Regions from separate parts of the Homo sapiens genome. Here region 2 is linked to region 1. A link is a loop called in an ENCODE intact Hi-C map of the cell type or tissue named here. Cell type or tissue: dorsolateral prefrontal cortex. All regions are shown on one strand.

What was found. Hi-C counts contacts between places; a loop is a spot of excess contacts. Peaks named below come from ENCODE experiments on the same cell type or tissue, not always from the same donor. Only the 100,000 strongest peaks of a DNase experiment are listed, where the experiment ranks them.
Region 2: it touches region 1 in a loop (6-fold over the local background); 8 of 110 quality-filtered maps call a loop at or near these places.

What each region holds. Positions count from the first base shown.
Region 1 is chr10:78,855,079-78,857,578 of GRCh38, forward strand. No RefSeq gene overlaps it. Among named protein-coding and RNA genes, the nearest start is that of ZMIZ1-AS1, 210 kb to the right of the region's middle. In dorsolateral prefrontal cortex, no CTCF peak of the experiment used is centred here; a DNase peak (open chromatin) is centred at 1,553.
Region 2 is chr10:78,912,398-78,914,897 of GRCh38, forward strand. No RefSeq gene overlaps it. Among named protein-coding and RNA genes, the nearest start is that of ZMIZ1-AS1, 150 kb to the right of the region's middle. RefSeq lists enhancers at 866-1,385, 1,386-1,906. In dorsolateral prefrontal cortex, a CTCF peak has its summit at 1,504; DNase peaks (open chromatin) are centred at 676, 1,524 and 2,304; H3K4me3 peaks cover 286 bases; H3K27ac peaks cover 1,534 bases.

The DNA.
Region 1 (2,500 bases):
CCTGAAAATTTAAAATATCAAGCCTTTCTGGAGGCACTTTCTCACAGGGGATCAACTGGAAATAGTGGCAGTTGCTCTTTTAGGCAGGGTCTGTGCCCTCTATTTTGCCACAGGCCCCTCTACTCCCTATTGTGTGTCTTATCCTCCCTGCCTTGCTAATAGCAAAACTCTGCTTGACCCCTCTAGGCATCTGGGTTTGTGGCCTAGAGAATGCCTTGCGAGACTTTGTTTACTCCTAAATCAACTCGATCCTCCAGCCCATAGTATTCCCTCTCATTTACCCCCAGACAAGTATTCCCTCTCATTTACACACACACACACACACACACACACACACACACACACACACAGGCTACGAACCATGGTGCAGTGGAGCCCATCAGCCCAACTGCTGATGCTGTAGACAAGTGTCTCATTAGGAGTGTGAGGAAGGGAAGACCCTCCAGGGGAGGGGAAGGAAAATAGCATAAACACAGGTGGGGAGGCAGGAACACATGTGCAGGGCGGGAACACACCAGCGCAGAGGAAGCCAAGGTGCAGTGGGAGATGAGGCAGGCAGGTGAATTCCATGTTCCAGCTGAACTAGCGGCGGGCCAGCCCACAGGGGCTCATTCCTTCCACTCCTCAGTGAAGACAAAGACTGGGTCTCTTCAGTCTTGTGCTACCAGGAGCACAGTCTTAGTGACAGCTCCCTGTGCATTTTACCATCATGTAAAATGCTAGCCATAGCCATTGTTATGATTGTTGTCTGCGTTAAGGGCTTTCTGACTACCAGGGGCTGCAGGGAACTTGGTTTGCAAACATTATTGCATTTAACCCTCACTGCTCCATGGATAAGCATCACTACAACAAGAAAGGTCAGGGTCAGAAGGGTGAAGCAGCCTGCCCAAGGTTCCTCAGACAGTAAATGGCACAGTTGAGACTGCCTGGGTGCAGCGTCTGCGTCACCCCGCAAGGGTGGGCTTGCCAACAGTGTGTTCAGTTGAAGGGGTCTTGGTCTCAGCAGGAAACCAAGCCCTCTGACCATCTCCTTCCCTCAAGAATCTCCCCCAGATGGATCCACTGGAAAACAAACCCATCCCTGGCCACTCCAGCCTCTGAATGCAGGGGATGGGGAGAAGTGAGTGGGAAAGTTTGAATAAAATCCTCAGTCCGTGGGGCGGTAGGGAGTGTGGACTCTAGATCCAAGCGCTGCCACTTTCCTGGAGAGAAGCCTGGGAAAGATCCCCAACTACTATGCCCCTCTGTGTTCTACCCTGTGAGGCAGGGATCATAAGAAAAGCAACAATCATAACTGCACTTTCCTCTTGAGGTTAGGACAGAGGAGGAAAGTACTTTGAACAGTGCTGCACACAGTAAGAGCTTTGCTCATGGAGTGGCTTTACTTTGCTCCCTCCCATTCACCCACAACTTGGCTTTTCAAGTCCTTTGAAACACAGTGGGGAGCAGGATGCTGCCTTCCCTGTCCTCTTCCCTGCTGGGGAGGGTTCAGCTCTCTGGTGCCTCTCTGCTCTGCTCCAAGAAGCCCAGCTGGCTGCACCAGTGGCCTCACAGCTGTGCCCTATCTTGTGACAAGGCCCGGCTCATGGAGTGGGGCCAGCTTGGCCCTGTAGCCAGGGAGAAACTGGTTGGCTCCCAAGGAGTGCTCTGCTCTGAATGGGACCTGGCCAAGTGGGATAGTGCCCTCAGAATGCCCTCAGTCACCTAGCTGGCCTCTCAGGCAGGTGACATGCATGCTGACCCCCAACCCCAGGCCCCTCCCACCCCACAGTACCCACCAAAGCCCGCGGAGGCTTTTAGTTAGCAAAGACAGGGTGGAAAAGGGGTAGTGGGGGCCAGGAGCTCTTGGGCTCAAACCAAAGAGAAGGCCAGGGTTATAAGGGCTTTAAGTGACAGGCAGTCCAAGAACTTCCCTGCACCCTTGGGGAAACTGAGACCCTGAGAAGGGAAGGATCCAAGTTTGCATAGCAGGTGAGCAGCAGCAAGGGTGATTGTTCTTAGGAGGAAAGAAAATGGCTTTCATAGATCTTTGGGAAAGAGGACCAAGAAGTGTCCTCAGTGAGCCTCTAATCCCAGGTTTGCAAACTCAGGCATTGACAAGGACCAGGCAGGTAACTTTAGCAGGTGAAAAGCCAGGTAGGGACTTTGGTGGTCCAGGAGCACTTGGCCCATCTAAAGGAGATGCCCCTCCCCAGGACCTGCCACTTCTTTCACAGTAGTTTGATTGAGGTGTAATTCACATGCCATAGAGCTCACTCATTTAGTGTCCAATTCAATGTTGCTTAGCACATTCACACAGCGGCATGACATTCACCACAGTTCAATTTTAGAACACTTTTGTCACCGCAAAGGAAACCCCATGCCTATTAGCAGTCACTGTCCATCTCCTCACCACCCCTTCCTCTGCCCCTGGCCCTGAGCAACCACCAATCTATTTCTCTATAGATTTGCCTATTCCGGCCACTTCACATAAATGAAACTGTACAATATATGGTGACTG
Region 2 (2,500 bases), 57 kb after region 1:
CAAATTGTGAAAAGACATCCGGGCCATGCTAGTGGCCTCAGCATCACTTTTTCTCCTCCTTTCTCCTCCACCGCTGCAGCTGGACTTACCTGCAGCACACACACATAGCAGGGGCCTCCCCTGAGGTCTTGGGCCCACAGTTGCTGCACACTATATATAGTCTTTTATTTGAAAATTATTTGAGTTATTCATTAATGTATACTCGTACTCCTCCTTGAAGGTACAGTGACGGCACCATCTCTCCCAGGAATTCTCCCTGGATTCCCCCAGGCTGTGGGGTGCCCCTTCTCTGTGCACTATCCACCCCTGCTCCCGCTCCTCACTTCCCTCTATCAAAGCAGCAGCCTCTGCTTTGAAAGAACAGAATGGCAGCGCTGGCTGTGCCCTCACTAGACTGAGTTTCTTCAAAATGTGCCTCATTCATGGGAGTGCCCTAAGCCTGGGACCAGCCAGGGGCTCAGTCATGTTCACAAGCCCAGCCGAAGGAGGGTGGGAAGGGTGGTCAGGAGAAGAGAAGCAAGCAGAGGGGTAGGGGGTGACCGCATCAACCAAGGCTTGCATGGAGAAGAGGGTCCAGGTCGGGGATACTCACACTTGCTCACACATCAGAACACCTGGAGGTGCATCCAAGCTCAAAGAGCTGGGCCCACCCCATGCTCCTGATTCAACAGGTCTGTGCTGGGGCCCAGGGACAGGCATCCCCAAATGGTGCTGGGTGATGCTGATGCTGCTGGTCCTGGGACCACACCTTGAAACCCCATCTGGTCTGAATGACGGTGAAGCCAAGAGTAGGAGGAGGATGAAGAAACTAGGACGAGAAGAGGGCTGGAGCCATGCTGTGCAGGGCATTCAATGGTGGCTCAGAGGAGTCACAGCCACTAGGAGGGACAGTGTCCAAAGGCTGGGAGACGGAGACACCGGCAGCCCCAGGTGTGAGCCCCCACCCTGCCCTGACTCTCTTCCCCACATCAGCCAGCTCCTTCCCAGGGCACCGAAGTCCCCTCCTGTGTGAAAGGCACACAATCTCCATGCCCAGCCCACCTCCTCGAGAGGCAGGTGTGCCTCGCAGGGAGAACGGCCACGAGAGGGTTTTGCAGGCTGGAAGGCCCTCAGCAGATGTGTGAGAGTGATTATTATAATCTCCCCTCCCCCAGATGGCATGGTCCGGGTTGCCCCCTCCTCCGCCTGCCAGGCCCCTCTCAGCGGTCCCCGGGGACATGAAGGGCCCAGCTGCCTCCTGGGAGGCCCAAGCCCAACCTCAGCATGGGCTCAGCCTCCAGCCCACAGGGCCTTTCTTCAGGTGCAAGGACCCAAGTAGCTGTCAGCGGGCAGCTCCTCGGCGGGGCACCTCGGGCGGGCGGGAGGCAGTGGTGGGGGTGGCGCAGTGCAACCAGGGAACAAAGGCCGGCTGGGAGTTGGCAGGGCGCCATCAGGGTTCAATGCACAATGGCCCGGGGGGCTGGCGGCTTCGCTCCTGGCCGGCATTTGCATAATGTCTGGGGCAGGAACAGGTGCCCGGTCAATAGGCGATTGTGAGACTGTTCTGTCAAAAGAGAAGGGGCCTGTATTGAAGGCCAGGCTCGCCTATTGCAATGCAAATAGCATTCAAAGCAGACCAGCCCAGCCTGGACTCCCGGGAGCTCAAGCTTCATGAAAGCCACCGAGCCGGCCCGGCTGCTGCCGCTGCTGGTGCCCGCTTTGTCTGAGGCCAAAGGGTGGCATCAGCAGCGGGGGCTGGGAGCCGTAGCAGGGAGTGAGCAGACTGGTCCACCCATCCAGGAGGGCTTCCTGGAAGAGGAGCTTTTGTTGTTGAACTTGGGCCAAAATATTAGAATGAAACTCTGCGGCTTCTCTGAAGAGAGCCCCAGACTAAAGGGGTTACCCCAGACTAAAGGGGTTACCCCAGCTGGGTATGCCACAGCGAAATCTGCAAGGGCCTTGCAAGCGCCTTGCCAAGTCGCTCCCCACTTCTCTTTGCATGGCTCCAAGCCCTAGGATTCTGGCTCCTTTCTCAGGGTACATAGTGAGTACTGCGTGCTCACAAAAGACCAATGCCGCTCTAGTTGCTCCCTGTGGATGAACTCATTCAATCCTCACAGCAACCCTGTGAAGTAGGGTGTATCTGTGTTCTCATTTAACAGATGAGGAAACAGAGGCACAGAGAGGTCAAAGGTTGCACAGCTAACATGAGGCAAAGCCGGAGACTGAACCCAGGCAGTCTGGTTCCAGAAACCATACTCAGCCACCATGCCCGGGCTGCCAATGTGTTCCCTTGCTGCTTCACGAAGGAACTCAAGTCCAGAGGGCAGCAGCTCCTCCTAGCTGGACCAGAATCCAGCTTCCTGGCTTCCTGCCCTTCCTGGCTCCTACCTCAACAGCTGAGAGTACATCAAAGAGGGAAGGTCTGACGTCCACCTCAGGGATGGGCACACGGAGGTGGCACTGGGTGATAATACTGAGATTACATTTTTTTCCAACACCGAAGACAAGGAAACACCCT